Linked DNA regions of Homo sapiens: region 1 is linked to region 2. A link is an interaction called in ENCODE POLR2A ChIA-PET data of the cell type or tissue named here. Cell type or tissue: K562. All regions are shown on one strand. Each heading gives the region's core, and the rest is flanking DNA. Links, peaks and the distances in the headings are about the cores only. Region 1 overlaps VDR (vitamin D receptor). Region 2 holds the start of OR10AD1 (olfactory receptor family 10 subfamily AD member 1).

Evidence for each region. ChIA-PET counts read pairs that join two places held together with the same protein. Peaks named below come from ENCODE experiments on the same cell type or tissue, not always from the same donor. Only the 100,000 strongest peaks of a DNase experiment are listed, where the experiment ranks them.
Region 1: POLR2A ChIA-PET joins it to region 2 with 5 read pairs; 2 of 35 experiments call an interaction of 5 or more read pairs at or near these places.

The regions. Positions count from the first base shown.
Region 1 is chr12:47,846,945-47,853,042 of GRCh38, reverse strand. All of the region lies in intron 7 of VDR (vitamin D receptor), which reads left to right. Among named protein-coding and RNA genes, the nearest start is that of LINC02354, 21 kb to the right of the region's middle. In K562, for the core only: no CTCF peak of the experiment used is centred there; a DNase peak (open chromatin) is centred at 2,172.
Region 2 is chr12:48,196,502-48,209,549 of GRCh38, reverse strand. OR10AD1 (olfactory receptor family 10 subfamily AD member 1) reads left to right here and starts at 6,258. Exons shown (of 1, transcript NM_001004134.1): 1 at 6,258-7,211. The coding sequence starts at 6,258. The coding sequence ends at 7,211. It overlaps LOC102725258 (a long non-coding RNA gene), which reads right to left and starts at 11,189. Exons shown (of 3, transcript XR_001749122.3): 1 at 11,130-11,189. In K562, for the core only: no CTCF peak of the experiment used is centred there; no DNase peak of the experiment used is centred there.

The sequences.
Region 1 (6,098 bases), core at 1,110-3,609, 350 kb after region 2:
CATAAACAATATGGTTGAGAAAGAGAAGTAAATCAATCTCAAGCAATGTTATTGTCTTTCAAGTAGCAGCAATAGCTGTATTTACGGCAGAAGGGGCAAAATGCTTCCTAGATACTAATGCTCAGATTCAGTGCTGGAATATGGGGAGCTGGAAAATGAGTTAACATTGCCGGCTCTGGATGGAAACAGATTATGAGGTGCCATATATTGGTGTATGGCCCTCTTAGCTGTGTAGAAAAGCCATGAGTTATTGCCGAAATTAATGCCTTGCCAGTGAGATGATGGTCATTCACAGAGCTAAACCCAGAACTTTCCAGTTTGTTTCTGCCCTGAGAAAACTGGCTCTGTGTTATTTTATGCCTCTCACCAACCCAAATAACAGAAATTTTTCGATGCTCTTCCCCTGGAATTAATGTGAAAATGGTGAAGAAGAGAAAACTGGCAGACAGTGCTGAGACACTCCTACTGCATTGCACATTTTGGTTGTAGTGATAGGAGCGAGGGCCCCTCTGGCAGGCAGGCAAGCAGGAGCAAGCGACAGATCTTGTGTGAGCCCGGCATTGCTCTGAGCCCAGGGTTTACCCTCAGAGGCTTTCTTTGGAACTGACAACACATTCCGTAGAGCACAAGTTCCAACTCCCTCCTCCACGCTTCACGTTACTGTTTGCAAACTCCACATATTCCAAAGTCTTGTTTTGTGTAAACAGCTAGGGAAAAAACACAGAAGCACTCGGCTTCCATCCTCATGTCAGGCAGCAGTCCTTGTCTACACAGGCTTCATCCTTCCCTGCTCTAGTGGGGAGTAGGACAGAGGGCCCCCACGGCCCTTTCCAGATACAGTGATTCCAGGTTCAGTGATTCCAATGGTGGCTGAGATTGCATACACGGGAAAGCTGCCCTAAAAAGAAAGTTACTCATTAAATCGGATTACTCCAATGCTGCCCCCTTCACTAAGGAACCCCAGCCTCCAATTTCTCCCATGCTCAAGGCCCCTATCCATTGCCCTCCCACATGTACCCTGACACAAATAGCACTACTCTCAGTTTCTCTTCCCGAGGTTAAGTTGAAGTCTGCCCTCTTCCTTTCATCATGTTCTCCTCTGTCCCCTAGTCTGTCCTTGCAACTCATGGCTAAAGTGAGGTACATATGGCAGGTACAGGAGCTGCCCAGCCATTGATGCAAAATGGGTTAAACTGATCCTGAACATGCTAGGGTTGGCTTCTCTGTCTTCAGTATGACTTGAGAAGTCCCAGAGCAGAAGGTATGCCAATGAAAATGGAGCAGGCCTTGCTAAGAGAGCTTGCAGGGACACTGGTATGGACGCTCTCTGTGACTGGACAGAGGTGATGCTGAGCCTGGACTGGAGCCCAAACCTAGGCTCCAACTGGGCCCAGGGTGGGCCAGCCCAGTAGCTCTCTGGTTCTGCTGCTTTCCACACTTAGGGGTTCTATTGTTCCAAGACATAGAAGAACAGTGGCTGCATCCCTGGTGGCTTTGATCTTGCTGCCTGCAGGCAGGGGCGGAGGGTGTGGGGAAGGCAGGATGAGACTTCTGTGTGGGTGTGTGGGGGCACAGGATGAGTCTCCAGTGGGGGCATGAGACCAACGTGGGGCAGGGCTGGATGGGCTGTTCTTGGTGTGAACTGTGCTACAGTGTGGCCTTGGCCTGCTCTCTCCTCCCATCTCTCCTCCCTTAGCCTCTCAGTCTCACCCCACAAATCTCCCTCCCTGCTGGCACTGCAAATGAAATGCATGGAGGAGGTGGCATCAGCAGCAGCATCTAAATGGCCAAGAGCAGCCTTAGATCTGAGGACTTGGGACCCCCAGGCTTCACTGACAAGTAAAGTACACAAGAGACCAGGCCACATAAGCTGCAGCCCTGCCCTCTTCTGCTAAATGCCTTCACCTTCATTGCCATTTCCATACCTAGGGAAGAGCCCTGGGGGTTATCATGCTTCCTTCGTGCTGTGCCCTTTCTCCACATTCATTTCTTCATCCATCCAACAAATAGCTTTCTTACATAAACTGTGAGGGACAAAAGTTGTTGAGAAGACAGTCCCTGGCATCCAGGGATTTGGTGTCTGATGAAAGAGATAGACATGTAAACAATTGCTGCAAGGAGATAAGAGCCCTGCTACAAGCCTGCTGGAGGTACCGTGGGAATGCGGGAGGGGAGGGGAGGGGCCGGGCTCTGCCTGTGGGGGTGGGAAAGACGAAACAGCAACACAATTCCAGTCACATCTCGGGTGCCCAGAAGCGGCTGCAGGCGTGAAGACAGAGGAGGGTGTAAATGTCACACAGGTGAGGGAGGGGGAACGGAGCTGTGCTGGTGCCTATCATCGTGGAACAAGCTCTCTTATGGCTTCCCCTGTAACTCCACCTCTACTCCCACCACGCCACCATCCCTGGTCCTGGCTGTGAGCTGTATTTAGAAAGGCCCTGTATTTCCAGGCTGTGGGCAGTCATTTGGGGTCGTTTTGGGTTTGTGTTCCTAGCAGCAGGATGTCTGGATCACAAAAGCAGTGATCCCACTAAAACCTCTCTGGCCTGCATCCATGGAAGATGTGTTCACTGCTGGCCATCTGTTTGAGTGGGGCACTGAACAAAAGGCTATGTATAAAGTTATTCCTCCCAGAATTACCTATGATAGCAAAAATTGGAAGCAATCAAAATGTTCAAAAATAGATAAATGGAAGACTGGCTCAATAACTTAGAGTATACTGTTATGATGTAACATCATGCAACCCTCTAAGAACTGGGCTAAATAATTTTGAGTGATATAGGAAGTAGGATAAAGAATTAGTATAAGCTCCAGTATGTTAAATGTATACTCCCTCTCTCTATGTATATTTGTGGGTATATATATATTTGCATAGAAAAAAGACAGGAAGGTGCCAGGCACGGTGGCTCACACCTATAATCCCAGAACTTTGGGAGGCCAAGGTGGGCAGGACTCACTTGAGGTCAGGATTCAAGAGCAGCCTGGCCAACATGGTGAAACCCCATATCTACTAAAAATAGAAAAATTAGCCAGGTGTGGTGGCACATGCCTGTAGTCCCAGCTTCTCCGCAGGCTGAGACAGGAGAATTGCCTGAACCCGGGAGGCAGAGGTTTCAGTGAGCCGAGATTGCACCACTGCACTCCAGCCTGGGTGACAGAGCAAGACTGTCTCAAAAAAAAAATTAAAATAAATAAATAAGAAAAAAAGATAGGAAGAAAATACGCCAAAATGTGAAGTGTGGTTATGAGCAAATTTAATTTGTTTTTACATTTTTATGTATTTTCCAAAGATTTGATAATGAGTATGTTTTACTTGTATAATGAGTCAAAACAAAAATGGGGATGGTGTTCATTTTTGTGTTTTAAATGTGGATTGAGCATCTAGAGAAAAGTGACAAGGATGGTGAGATGTTAGACATTGTGTCATTAGACTATCTGAAGGAGGACACGGCAGTTTTCCTTTTTAAAAAACTCCATTAGTTATGGTTCAAAGGAAGTCCCATGGCTAGTGGAGAAGTCTGGTTCTGGGTTTATTGAGCACAAAACTGTAAACCACAAATGAGTGTACTATCACGTGGATTGTAGCTCAATAGAAGAGGTCATTAATCTCGGCGCTAACAACCCCATGGCTGTGTCCAGAGGCCCTGAGCTCCCTGACCCTAGGAGAGTCCTGCAGAGGTTATGTAGGAGCCATCTCTAAGAGTTCCTAAGAGGGGCCCTCCAACTCTAGCACGTTGTGATTTTTTTTCAATACAGATCCTTTGCTGGCCATCCTGATCATGCAAGCCTTCTCATTTCCCACCATCTATCACCCATTGATACAACACTCTCATCAGTTAATATCAGCTTCCCATCTTTATATATAAACATGCAGCCATTGACGGGGTGACAGCCTATCTGCAGGATATCCAGGAGGAAGTAGACAGTCAGGAAGAGAAAGGGAGTAAAAGCCAGAAGCAAGCTGATTTGTGAGCCCTGCCTTTTCCTCGCCATTGTTCAGACAAGCCCATTCCTGACTCAGAATAGTGGAACTAGTCATTGGCCTCTCAAATCATCAACGCATCTCTATTGATCATCTTGTGCTGACGGCTCAATGGTCAGTGTGTGGGCAACAGTAAGGTGATTAAGAGGAGGTGCTGGCCCCCAAGTAACTTACAAACAAGAGTAGAAAACAAGTGGCCGGGTGCAGTGGCTCACGCCGTAATCCCAGCTCCTTGGGAGGCTGAGGCAGGCAGATTATCTGAGGTCAGGAGTTCGAGACCAGCCTGGCCAACATGGCGAAACCCCGTCTCTACTAAAAATACAAAAATTAGCTGAGTGTGGTGGCAGGTGCCTCTAATCCCAGCTACTCAGGAGGCTGAGGTAGGAGAATTGCTTGAACCTGGGAGGTGGAGGTTGCAGTGAGCCAAGATCTCACCACTGCACTCCAGCCTGGGCAACAGAGCAAGACTCTGTCTCAAAAAAAAAAAAAAAAAAAAAAAAAAAAAGGAGTAGAAAACAAGCATGTAAAGAGCAGAACTGGAGGAGACGGGCAAAATAAGAGCACCAGCAATGTTCAAGGCATCACAATGACATGGCCCTAACTGTGCTAAAGAGTCAGAAGGTGCGGGGCTCCAGTGGAAAACACAGTGGATTCAGGACCAGAAAAACAAAATGGAGAATTAGAAGGGTATTCCTGGCTGGAGCTGTAGTATGCTGAAAGGCGTGGTGATGGCTGGGTGCAGTGGCTCACACCTGTAACCCTGGTTCTTTGAGAGGCCAAGATGAGAGGATCACTTGAGGCCAGGAATTTGAGACCAGCCTGGGCCACATAGTGAGACACCATCCCTACAAAAAAAATTTAAAAATTAGCTAGGCGTACACCTGTAATCCCAGCACTTTGGGAAGCCTAGGCAGGCAGATCACAAGGTCAGGAGATCGAGACCATCCTGGCTAACACTGTGAAACCTCGTCTCTACTAAAAATACAAAAAAAAATTAGCTGGCCATGGTGGCGGGCACCTGTAGTCCCAGCTACTCGGGAGGCTGAGGCAGGAGAATGGCGTGAACCTGGGAGGCGAAGCTTGCAGTGAGCCGAGATCGCGCCACTGCACTCCAGCCTGGGCGACAAAGTGAGACTCCGTCTCAAAAAAAATTAGCTAGGCGTGATGGTGTGCACCTGTAGTCCCAGCTACTTAGGAGGCTGAGGCAGGAGGACTGCTTGAGCCCAGGAGTTTGAGGCTGCAGTAAGCCATAATCATTCTGTTGCACTCCAGCTTGTGTGACAGAACAGGACACTGTCTCTAAAAATACTAATAAAAGAAATTAGCTGAGCATGGTGGCGCATGCTTGTAGTCTTAGCTATTCGGAAGGCTGAGGTGGGAGACTCACTTGAGCCCAGGAGTTTGAGGCTGTAGCATGCTATGATCATAACACTGCACTCCAGCCTCAGCAACAGAGTGAGATCCTGTCACAAGAAAAAAAAAAGGCACAGTGAGAACACACAGCATCTGAATGTGGAGTGGCATGATGCTGCTAGAATGGAAGGTTGGTGGAGTTTACCATGGGAAAGGGAGTTGGAATGAGAGGTTGGAGCCAAGTTAGGGAGTGTGGGCCTGATCCTAGGGTGTTTGAGAGTCAGTGAAGATTTCTGAGTGCAAGAGGACATTGACCTGCAGCAGTGGTAAGAAAGATGAATGAGAGACTGGAGAGACACAAGTCTGGGATTCCTGTAAGAGGCTATTGGAAAAGACGCTGGAGCTCTGAACCAGGGCACTCCTGGTAGGAGTGGGAATAAGATCACGGGCTTGAGAGACATCCTAGAGACAGAGTTGGCTGAATTTACTACTGAGAAGGACTGGAGGACAGTAGGAGGGAGAGGAGGAGAAAACTTGGGTGTTGTTGAAGATACCATGGCCCTACCTTTTGCAGACCACCATATTCATGCCTCAATGCTGGGAACTTCCCTGGGCTCCGTTTCCTGTGCCCCATAGCTCTGGCTGCTTGGTCTCTGAGTTTTTCTTGTCTTAGTAACTGAGCTACTTCACTTCTGGCCTTGGCACATGATCACAGTGTTGAACTGTTCTCTCTCAAGGAACACTCTTGTCCCTTCCAGCCAGC
Region 2 (13,048 bases), core at 5,048-7,547:
CTGTTCACTCTGATGGTAGTTTCTTTTGCTGTGCAGAAGCTCTTTAGTTTAATTAGATTCCATTTGTCAATTTTGGCTTTTGTTGCCATTGCTTTTGGTGTTTTAGACATGAAGTCCTTGCCCATGCCTATGTCCTGAATGGTAATGCCTAGGTTTTCTTCTAGGGTTTTTATGGTTTTAGGTCTAACATTTAAGTCTTTAATCCATCTTGAATTGATTTTTGTATAAGGTGTAAGGAAGGGATCCAGTTTCAGCTTTCTACAAATGGCTAGCCAGTTTTCCCAGCACCATTTATTAAATAGGGAATCCTTTCCCCATTGCTTGTTTTTCTCAGATTTATCAAAGATCAGATAGTTGTAGATATGGGGCGTTATTTCTGAGGGCTCTGTTCTGTTCCATTGATCTATATCTCTGTTTTGGTACCAGTACCATGCTGTTTTGGTGACTGTAGCCTTGTAGTATAGTTTGAAGTCAGGTAGTGTGATGCCTCCAGCTTTGTTCTTTTGGCTCAGGATTGTCTTGGCAATGCGGGCTCTTTTTTGGTTCCATATGAACTTTAAAGTAGTTTTTTCCAATTCTGTGAAGAAAGTCATTGGTAGCTTGATGGGGATGAAGAATTGCCCTTTACATTGGAATTATTCTTAGGTACTTCATAGTTTGCACAGTATTATTTATTTATTTTTGTTTCAACTTTTATTTTAGATTTATGGTGTACAGGTGTAGGTTTGTTACCTGGGTATATTGCATGGTGCTGAGGTTTGGGGTATGACTGATCCCATCACCTAGGTATTGAGCATAGTACCCAGTGGTTTTTCAACCCTTGCCCCCCTCCCTCCCTCCCCCATCTAGTAGTCCCCAGTTTCTATTGTTGCCATCTTTATGTACATAAATACCCAATGTTTAGCTCCCACTTATAAGTAAGAACATGCAGTATTTGGTTTTCTGTTCCTGCATTAATTAACTTAGAATAATGGACCCTAGCTGTGTCATGTTGCTGCAAAGGACATAACTCTGTTCTCTTTTATATCTGCATAGTATTCCACGGTGTATATATACCACATTTTCTTTATCCAGTCCACCGTTGATGGGCACATAGGTTGATTCCATGTCTTTGCTATCGTGAATAGTGCTGCAGTGAACACATGAGTGCATGTGTCTTTTCAGTAGAATGATTTATTTTCTTTTGGATATATACCCAGTAATGGGATCACTTGGTCGAATGGTAGTTCCGTTTTAAGTTCTTTAAAAAATCTCCAAACTGCTTTCCACAGTGGCTGAACTAATTTACATTCCCACCAACAATTGTTGAGGTATCTCCACAACCTCAACAGCATCTGTTATTTCATGACTTTTTAATAATAGCCATAGTGACTGGTGTGAGATGATGTCTCATTATCATTTTGATTTGCATTTTCTGATGATTAGTGATGTGGAACATTTTAAAATATTTGTTGGCTGCTTGTATGTGTTCTTTTAAGAAGTGTCTAGGCTGGGCATGGTGGCTCACGCCTGTAATCCCAGCACTTTGGGAGGCCGAGGTGGGCGGATCACGAGGTCAGGAGATCGAGACCATCCTGGCTAACACGGTGAAACCCCCTCTCTACTAAAAATGCAAAAAAATTAGCCCAGTGTGGTGGCAGGCACCTATAGTCCCAGCTACTCGGGAGGCTGAGGCAGGAGAATGGCAGGAACCAGGAGGCGGAGCTTGCAGTGAGCCGAGATCGTGCACTGCAGCCTGGGAGACAGAGCGAGACCCCGTCTCAAAAAAAAAAAAAAAAAAGAAATGTCTATTCATGTATTTTGCCCACTTTTTAATGACTTTTTTTTTTAATTGGATTGCTTAAGTTCCTTTTAGATTCTGGATATTAGACCTTTGTTGGATGCATAGTTTGTGAATATTTTCTCCCATTGTGGAGGTTGTCTGTTCACTCTGTTGATAGTTTCTTTTGCTATACAGAAGCTCTTTAGTTTAATTAGGTCCCACCGGTTAATTTTTGTTTTTGTTGCAATTGCTTTTGAGGAATTAGTCATAAGTTCCTTCCCAAGGTCAATGTTTAGGATGGTGTTTCCTAGATTTTCTTCTAGGGTTCTTATAGTTTGAAGTCTTATATTTAAATCTGTAATCTATCTTGAGTTACTTTTTGTGTATGGTAAAAGGTAGGGGTCCAGTTTTATTCTTCTGCATATGGCTAGCCAGTTATCCCAGCTTTATATATTGAATAGGTAGTCCTTTCCCCATTGCTTATTTTTGTCAACTTTGTCAAAGATCAGATGGCTGCAGGTGTGCAACTTTATTTCTGGGTTCTCTATTTTGTTCCATTGGTCTATGTGTCTGTTTTTGTACCAGTACCATGCTGTTTTGATTACTGTAGCCTTGTAGTATAGTTGGAAGTTGGGTAGTATGATGCCTTTGGCTTTGTTCTTTTTACTTAGGATTGCTTTGGCTACTTGGGCTTTTTTGTTATTGTTGCTCCATATGAATTTTACAATAGTTTTTTTCTAGTTCTACAAAAAATGACATTGGTAGTTTGATAGGAATAGCATTGAATCTATAGATTGCTTTGGCCAGTATGGCCATTTTAATGATATTGATTCTTCCAATCCATGAGGATGGAATGTTTTTCCATTTGTTTGTGTCATCCACGATTTCTTTCAGTGGTGTTTTGTAGTTCTTCCTGTAGAGATATTTCACCTCCTTGGTTAGGTGCATTCCTAGGTATTTTATTTTTTTTTTGCAGCTATTGTAAATGGGATTGCATTCTTGATTTGGCTTTCAGCTAGAATGTTATGGTGTGGAGAGGTGTTACTGAGTTTTGTGCATTGATTTTGTATCCTGAAACTTTGCTGAAGTTGCTTATCAGTCTAGGAGCCTTTCAGTGAGTCTTTAGGGTTTTCTAGGTATAGAATCATATCATTTGTGAAGAATGATAGTTTGACTTCTTCTTTTTTAATTTGGATACCTTTCATTTCTTTCTCTTGTCTGATTGCTCTGGCTAGCACTTCCAGTTCTGTTGAATAAGAGTGATGAGAGGGGCATCCTTGTCTTGTTCCAGTTCTCATGGGGAATGCTTCCAGCTTTTGCCCAATCAGTACGATGTTGGCTGTTGGTTTGTCATAGATGGCTCTTATTATTTTGAGATATGTTCCTTTGATGCCTAGTTTACTGAGAGTTTTTATGATGAAGAGATATTGGATTTTATCAAAAGTTTTTCTGCATCTATTGAGATGATCATATGGTTTTCATTTTTTATATACTTTGCATAGTATTTAAAATGGTATCTTAAAATTACATTTTCTAATTTGTTTGCTGGTAACAGAATTGCAATTAGATTTTTGCATATTGATTTTGTATCCAGTAAACTTGTTAAATTCTATTAATTTTAATAAATTATTTGTGCATCCTTTTAGTTTTTATGAAGACAATCATATCATCTGTAAATAGAGTTTTGTTTTTCATTTCTACTTCTTATACCATTTTTTCTTTTCCAGCTTTACTGTACCACCCTTAATATAATCTTAAATAAAATCTTAAATCTTAAATAATGGTTACCTAAGCTTGTTTATGACCTTACAGTCAGGTGATCTGCCCGCCTTGGCCTCCCAAACTGCTGGGATTACAGGCATGAGCCACCGCGCCCGGCCTTCAGTGTTTTTAACACAAAATAATCAATATTTGGGAGGCCAAGGCAGGTGGATCATGAGGTCAGGAGTTCGAGACAAGCCTGGCCAAAAGGGTGAAACCCCATCTCTACTAAAGATTCAAAAATATTAGCCAGGCGTGGTGGTGCGCGCCTGTAATCCCAGCTACTCAGCAGGCTGAGGCAGGAGAATTGCTTGAACCCGGGAGGCGGAGGTTGCTTTGAGCTGAGATCGTGCCATTGTACTCCAGCCTGGGCGACGGGGCGAGACTGCATCTCAAAATAATAATAATAATGTACCAGTCTGGTATATTTGGGGGTGGCACATCTTTCACTTCTTCGAGGGGCATGTAAGTTTTCACACCTCTACTATTAAGTGTATACACATGAAACTTATCAATGTCATTTAAGTAGACATTCATCTCTAATAGTATAGATGTCAAAGAACAAAGTCATCAGACACACCTTCTCTTCCAGAGTGGCCTGCCAGGTCAGATGATCCTACTTGGACCAGCTTCTCTTCAAACACTATGAGATGTTTTCTGTTACTTGTTACTTGATTCAGTGACAAACATCATTATCAGCCAAGCAACAGAATGAGGTAGGATGTGATTTCCATGAAATTGTCCCATTTATTTAGACAAATCCTTCACCTAGTAACCTCTAATGGTAGCTAGCAAGGCACTAAATGCTGGGTATCACAGAATTCTTTCTGGCACAATAAACCACAGGTAAGCATTTATCCTCCAGTAGGACCAAGTAATTCCTCAGGTCTAACCTCAGTTTATTCTTAGACAAATCCCAGGCTTTTCTGGAGGTAGCTCACTGACTTGTTTTCCCCAGACTGTGACCTAAGCCCCAACATGTCCATTGAGCACAGTCTTCCAAGAAACATCTTAAACAGTGCTCTCTGCCCTTCCCTTCCCTTTCTGGGCCCCCAAGAGAAGTCCTAGGCACAAGAAAAGTATCCCAAAGTAAAGATGATGGGAATAGCCTACTGCCCAGACGCTACCTTGACCTAACATCAAATCATACCTAGAGGGAATCTAGAGCTGCAAGGAGTGGCAGTGAAAGGGTAGGTAGCTCTAAATCCAGATAGAGAATATGTGAGATTGAGAGACATGGAGAAGACAGGGGAGTTTGACCAGAGTAAGATAAACGGCAGGCAACCAACACCACAAATGAGAAAAGGAGAGGGAGAAGAATGAGGATTGGAAGTAGACTGAAAAACGAAAAAAGACTAACAGAGGGTAGTGTGAGAGTGTGTAGAAAAGAGAGTAGGAGAGGAGAAAATAAAGAGAAATGGTTGGCAGAACTGAAAGTTAAGCAGGAATATACTTATCATCTATAAGCATCTGAAGATGAGGATGGGTGCAGTAGCTCACATCTGTAATCCCAGCACTTTGGGAGGCCAAGGCAGGAGAATCACTTAAAGCCAGAAGTTCAAGACCAGCACAGGTGACATAGTGAGTACCTGTCTCTATAAATTCTTAAAAAAAAAAAAAAAAGTATAAGCATCTGAAGGTGGAAGGGATCTGATACATCTTAGCTCCAAAACAACATGAAAAGTATAAGACAGACTTAATATGAACATAACAACTTCCTAAAAGTTACAATAGAGAGATAAGAGCATAAGAATTGTGACCGCTCATTCTTTGAAAATGGAAAAAGAACAAGATTTGTTGCCAGAGACAAAGAGACAGTTGAAAGTTCTCTGAAGGTCCATTCTAGAAAGGTTAGATATATGCCCTGCTCATAGCTTCCCTTTTCACACAGGGATGGTTGGATCCTTTCCACCCAATTGTGTGTAACCGTAAATTCCAGCCCCAGGAGGAAAACCATCTCCTATTAGGAAGGCATGCATGAGCCCCCACCCAGCCCTCAGCTCCAGCATGCACAGCATGGGTGGCTGCGGTAGCAGCAGCAACTGCTGGGCGAGTGAGTCTGGGAAGAGGTGGGTGACTGGGAAGAGCTTGACATGACTGTCTCCAAAAAGGTGCAAATCACTGTTAGCTGAGGGACAATTGTGAGGATTAGAATGTTTTTATTTTCCCTGAAACTTCAACCCATTCATCATTTTAAATTAGGTACACAGAGGTTGAGCATTTTTGCTTCTAGAAAAATACACCTTCAAATATCTCAAGTGCTTCCTAAATACAATCTTCTATAACCTGATAGCCACCAGCCCTTTCCCTCACACACTCCATTCTTCAATTCCTAAAACTTTTCCTCAGTTGGCATGGTCCCAGACCCAATTATCTTATTTTTTCACCTCTGAATACATCCTGGTTAATGGCTAATCCTTCAATATTGAGGGCTCTGGAGCAGATGCAATACTTCACTTGATGCCTGATGAAACCAGAGTAAAGAACATTACAACCAGCACTTTCTTCATCTGTTGATATTATGATTCTATGTATGCAGCCTGTGATGACCCTGGCATTTTCACCACCCCGTAACACTGCCAAATTACTAGTTTACTAAGTTCCAAAAGGTTGACCACCATTCATCCATCCTGTTTTATAATTGGGCTTCTGGGACCAAGTGGGTACCTTCTATTACCCCACAGCTATACCCTTGTGCTTTTCCCATCATCTTTCCTCCTCAAACAGGCCCCAGATGCTAAGGAATGGCAGCATAGTGACGGAATTTATCCTCGTGGGCTTTCAGCAGAGCTCCACTTCCACACGAGCATTGCTCTTTGCCCTCTTCTTGGCCCTCTACAGCCTCACCATGGCCATGAATGGCCTCATCATCTTTATCACCTCCTGGACAGACCCCAAGCTCAACAGCCCCATGTACTTCTTCCTCGGCCATCTGTCTCTCCTGGATGTCTGCTTCATCACCACTACCATCCCACAGATGTTGATCCACCTCGTGGTCAGGGACCACATTGTCTCCTTTGTATGTTGCATGACCCAGATGTACTTTGTCTTCTGTGTTGGTGTGGCCGAGTGCATCCTCTTGGCTTTCATGGCCTATGACCGTTATGTTGCTATCTGCTACCCACTTAACTATGTCCCGATCATAAGCCAGAAGGTCTGTGTCAGGCTTGTGGGAACTGCCTGGTTCTTTGGGCTGATCAATGGCATCTTTCTCGAGTATATTTCATTCCGAGAGCCCTTCCGCAGAGACAACCACATAGAAAGCTTCTTCTGTGAGGCCCCCATAGTGATTGGCCTCTCTTGTGGGGACCCTCAGTTTAGTCTGTGGGCAATCTTTGCCGATGCCATCGTGGTAATTCTCAGCCCCATGGTGCTCACTGTCACTTCCTATGTGCACATCCTGGCCACCATCCTCAGCAAAGCCTCCTCCTCAGGTCGGGGGAAGACTTTCTCTACTTGTGCCTCTCACCTGACTGTGGTCATCTTTCTCTACACTTCAGCTATGTTCTCTTACATGAACCCCCACAGCACACATGGGCCTGACAAAGACAAACCTTTCTCCCTCCTGTACACCATCATTACCCCCATGTGCAACCCCATCATTTATAGTTTCCGCAACAAGGAAATTAAGGAGGCCATGGTGAGGGCACTTGGAAGAACCAGGCTGGCCCAGCCACAGTCTGTCTAGCAGGAAGGCCCTGAAAGGAAAGCTCCTTCACCTGGGGAATGGGAGAGTTACCCCATCCCCAGCCCTGGCAGATGAGTAACTCTCCTATGCTGAAAGGCTCCAGGAAAGAGCGTTCATGGCTTCCTTGGCACTAGAATCAGACCTGAAAGTTCCTCCTGATGTCCAATGTCCTGATGTTATCTCTCTGACTTCACTTCCACATTGTTTTTTCTTGGACCTTCCTCGGGAGAATTTCGGATTTTCCTTAGTTTTTTTCCTCAGTTTCTTTTCCTCTTAAGTTCTCACAACAGGATTCAATAAATAAGTGCACTTAACTCCATTTTATTTGTATATACCTTTACATGCTAGTCCCCCAACCTGAGTTTCGTACATACATTTAGAAATAAACTCTTTTATTTTTCAGCTCTTCATTTTACTGTTTTTCTTTCTCAAATTCCACTCTCACTTCCTGGGTCTACCCTCATCTACCCAATTCCTGTGAAAAGTAGGTAAAGAAGCAAGAAAAAAAGGGCTGGGCGCAGTGGCTCATGACTGTAATCTCAGCACTTTGGGAGGCTGAGGATGGAGTTTGAGACCTGCCTGGGCAACATAGGGAGACCCATCTCTACAAAAAATTTAAAAAATGAACTGGGTGTGGTGGCACATGCCTGTAGTCCCAGCTACTGAGGAGGCTGAGGTGGGAGGATTGCTTGAGCCTGGGAGGTTAAGGCTGCACGAGCAATGATAGCACTGCTGCACTCCAGCCTGAGCAACGCAGCAAGACCTTGTCTCATTAAAAAAAAAAAAAATGAAGAAGAAGAAGGAAGGAAGGAAGGGAGGGAAGGAGGGAGGGAGGGAAGGGAAGGGAAGAAAGAGGGAACTAGGGGTAAGTACTCACATAAGAAAAGTCAGTTAAAGAAAAAAAAAAGATCAGCACCCTGAACTTCATCTTCTTAGCTTCCACCAGTCATGGGGGGAGAATGATACTAAATGTCAACAGTGCACTCAATTTGTCTGTGTTGTGTGTTGTCGGGGACGGATGGGTGATAGAGGCCAGTGTGCCAAACCCCTTCTCCTAAATCCTCTAGCTTCCTTTAGCAACAGGACCGTCTGCATGATATTTCCCTTCCCATGCAAGTGGCAAGTGCCTCTACCAAGCTTCTCAGGTTACCTATTTCCTTCCCTGTTATCCATACCCCAAATTAACTCCCCTCTCCCCCTACTGCCTTCCTTTTTCTCTTCCATCTTTCATTTCATTCCACCTCAATCCTACTCCACCTTACCTCCTCATCTTACATGGATCCCTGTATTTTAAGGAACCCTTCTGCATACTACCTCTACCATTGCAGAAGTCTTTCAATTTGTAACCCTGCCCTCTGTGGCTTCCTCTAGCTTCTCACCTTAACCAAACACAGCTTTCTTTGAGAAGGTACTACATCCTCAGCAGTTCTCTTTCTTTGAAAATTGCATTTTTCTCATACCCCTTCATAATAAAACAAGGGGGTAGGCCTGTTCTTTATTTCGCAGTGCACTTCCATAATATGAATGGACCTCATTTGGGATGCTCTCAAATAGATGTACTGCCCTTTCCACTCCTGCGCATCACACACTACCCTTTGCAATGATGACTTAAAACAGTAGCTTCTGGCAGCACGTGGTGGCTCACACCTGTGATTCCAGCACTGTGGGAGGCCAAGGTGGGCAGATTACTTGAGGCCAGGAGCTCAAGACCAGCTTGGTCAACATGGTGAAACCCCGTCTCTAATAAAAATACAAAAATTAGCTGGGCGTGGTAGCGCATGCTTGTAATTCTAGCTACTTGAGAGGCTGAGGCAGGAGGATCACTTGAACCCAGGAGGCAGAGGCTGCAGTGAGCCATAATTACACCACTGCACTCCAGCCTGGGTGACAGAGTGAGACTCTATCTCAGGCAAAACAAAACAAAACAAAACAAAACAAAAACAGTAGCTTCACTCCACAAAACTCCAATCTTTTGAGTCCAAATTGATTTCTCCAGAAATCAGAGGATGTGAGAAGCTCTTCTTAACAAGGAGAAAGGAGAAACCACTGTAATTGGGAAGAAACGATAAATGCAGAACCTAAAATTTCCATTGTCAAAATTTGCATCAAAGTTAAACAGGCAAGAAAGACCTTAAGACTATTGCAATACGAGATTAAACTCAACACTACTCAAACAAGGGTCTGGGAAGTTTTTAAGAGCTGCTGTACGGGAAATCACATGACATCTGTGTTTGCTAACTGCAAAGGAAAAGGACACTTTCTTGTATCTTCAAAACAAGCTGTAGTTTTACAATTCCAAACAAGGCACCCACAGGAGGTTAGGCTCCCACCCTCCCACAGAGACTGAGAGATAGGGGTGCTATCTTCCTTGATGATTACATTTCAAAGGGATGGCTCACAGGTCCTTGAGAAAGACATTCCCTAGGTCGTAAAACTGGCATAAGCTTCTAAGGAGATTTATACACATTTCAAAGGAGCAGAGAAGAATTTTGCAATCACAAGTTTTCTAAAGTAAACACTCAAAGAAAGGGGAGGTCAGGGCCCTAACATCCAGAAGAAACCTGTCTAAAGTTGTCAGGCTGAGGTGAATGTTAAGGCTCTTTTGGTCACCACTGAGAACAACAACAAAAAGGTCCCAATCTTTCCCCCTAGGGTCTCAGCTTCTTCTCTAGGTTTGAAAATTCCTATCTCAAAGAGGAAAAAGTGAAGGAAAGGAAGAAAGGGAAAGGAGAAGAAAGACTGCTTTTAAAAAGTTTTCTAAGAAATCATTTCTTAGCTTTACATTTGCCCAGCACTGACAGACGCTGAGATTATAAACAAGACAGTTCCAGCTTTTGAGAATCTCAGTCTAGTAGGGCAGGCAAGAACAAATAATGGTAATAGAAAGGGCAAGCGTTATAAAAGGCCTACACAAAGTACTTTGGAAGCACATATGATAACATACTTATTAAGCACTTATATTGTAAGAGCTTTCCATTTAATCGTCACATAACCTTATGAGGTACTAGTATTATCTCAATGTTGAGATGCAAAAACTGAGGCTCATAGAGGTCAAATACTCAAAATCCACAGCATTTACAATGGCATAGAGGCCTGCGCCTATAATCCCATACACTCAGGAGGCTGAGGCGGGAGGATTGCTTGACCCCAGCCTGCAGTAAGCTATGATCCCGCCACTGCACTCTAGCCTGGGCGACACAGCGAGATCCCATCTCTAAAAAAAAAAAATTAAACTAAAGAAAAATAATAGAACAGCATAGCTCCTGTTCCTAAGCCTGCACTCCTAAGAAGGTCCAGGACAGCGCAGGCTTTATACCAAGGAGGTGATACTGGCTGCGCCGTTAAAAATACGCTGGAGTTGTAACGTAGAAAATTGGGGCGGGGGTTCGATACCGGGGACGAGTGAAATTCCAGGCAAGAGGAATCGCCCGCTTCGTCGTAGAACTGGTGTTGTCAACATGGATGGCGGAAGGTGAGCTGGGGCCCGGAATGCTGGCAAAGCAGGCCGAGTGACCTAGAACTGCTTTTTCAAGGACGAGCACTGTCTCATTCAAGGCCCTGGGCTCCCGGAGGCCCGGGCGCCAGACGGGAACGGACGCGAACCGAGCTCGCACTAGAAGCCACGGCCCTGGCCGCGTCTCCCCTGCCGTAGCTTCGGCCCTGGTCCCTGGTCTCTGGAGGACACAAATTGCCCCCAGACTCTGCGAAAACCCATGAAAATGTAATTAACCAGAAACCACCCTGAAACTGCACGGCACTTCCCAGTCCCCTTTCATGTCCCAATGAAAGACACTTGTCGCTGGTGAGCACGCAACCAGGCTCTGAGGTTACCACGGCGCAGCCCAAAGACCGAAAATATGGGAAGGGTACCCAGGAATTGCCTCCCGCAGGGTTTGGCTGGGCCCTCGGCTCCCTCACACTGAAAGCTGAAGCTGTCGCCATATTTCCGAGGCCGGCTCCGCGACGCACTTGCAAACTACCCAAGAGGCTGTAGGGCCCCTGACCTAATTAGAACCTGGAGAGGAAATAGGCGTGGCCCGCGCTGACGGCCTGTGACGAATCAGCCTTCTTCGGCCTCTCGGACCGGGGCTGTGGCAGCCAATGAGCGCCCTCTCTTTGGCCGCCTCGCCCGCGCCGAATTGCGGGAACCTGACAACCTCTGGGGAACACGATCTATTCTGGGACACCAGTGCGGCTGCTCAGTCCCTCCAGCGGGAGATGCGGACCTTGAGGCTTAGGATCCCCTCCTAGCCGAGTGGAATGGTTGGGATACTGCGCCCTATTGGCGCAGAATGGGATGGGAGCGAAGCAAGGTTTGACGCAGACCTGAGCAGAGGTCTTTGCCAATCACATCCACCTCCATAGCTCCCAGCCTTGATCACGGATCCGAAGCCAAGTTCTTTCGCAGTGAAAGCCCCGACTCAGCGAATTGTATAATTGTTGAATCCGCTTCCCTCCGTTGAACAACAGTGTCCTTTGAGCTGCCTTACCTCCCCTTTCCAGGTATCCACTCCGTGAAACCTCCCATAAGCCCTACCCCTTTCTGGGCTTACTAGACTTTCTTTGAGTTCCCTTAATAATCTGTGCGTTTTTCTGTCACTGTACTCCTTTATTGTTTTAGAGTGTATTTACTTTCCTATCTTCTCCACTCGTCTGTGATTTATTTTGTAATTCTTTGCACAGTATCTGGCCAGAGGAGGTGCTGTAGTGCTATTTCCTCAATGAACTCTTAGGCAGAATCCTGATGTATTAACCAAATAAAAACAGAGCTGTTCTGATAGGAGTGGAGTGGGAATGTCCAGAGCCCTGAACCTTCACGGAAGCCCCCGAGACACCTATTATTAGTGACTTCCTCTGAAATATTCAGTTTAACATATAGAAATATGGTTTATCTAGGAGATGAAAAATATATTTAGATCCTCAAGGAGCACTTGGTTTGGGTCAGCCTTGAAGACCCAGCTGCATTCTCACTCTTGGGTTCTGTGAAATAACCTTACGCCCATATAACAAATGTTTTTGTTGTTGTTGTTTGGCTTAAAGCTGTCTGAAATGGGTTTCTGTTTCTTGCAACTGAAGAGTCTTAGCTGAAGAGGCTTAACTAGGGCAACGATGCTTCAGTGTGGTTATGAGGATTAAATAACATAAAGTATTTCAAGCACTTCAGTTAGCACCTCCAGAAATGTTTCTCCCCTCTTCCAACTGTTAACAGTATCGCATGTACCGAGACCATCAGACTTACCTGTGTTTTGTACATGCTCAAAATAAGAGCCCATTTTGCGGTCAGTTTTCTTTTCTTTTTATTTATTTATGTATTTATGTATTTATTTATTTTTTGAGTCGGAGACGGAGTTTCGCTCTTGTTGCCCAGGCTGGAGTGCAATGGTAAGATCTCGGCTCACCACAACCTCCGCGTCCCTGGTTCAAGAGATTCTCCTGCCTCAGCCTCCCAAGTAGCTGGGATTACAGGCATGCGTCACCACTCCCGGCTAATTTTGTATTTTTAGTAGAGACGGGGTTTCTCCATGTTGGTCAGGGTGGTCTCGAACTCCCGACCTCAGATTATCCGCCCCCCCCCCAACCCCGGCCTCCCAAAGTGCTGGGATTACAGGCGTGAGCCACCTCGCCCAGCCAGTTTTCTTTTTTGCAAGTTTTTCCTCATTCCATCTTTCAGGTGGTGTTATGATTTATGTTTTTTTTTTTGCTATGTTTTAAAGTTTTGTTTGTTCCTGAAAGGATTGAGTTAGTCATACTCCTCAGTTCATGGCATACTATCATCAGACCATGACAGTGAGGCCCTCTTGTTTTATTTATTTATTTATTTATTTATACCCTTCAAG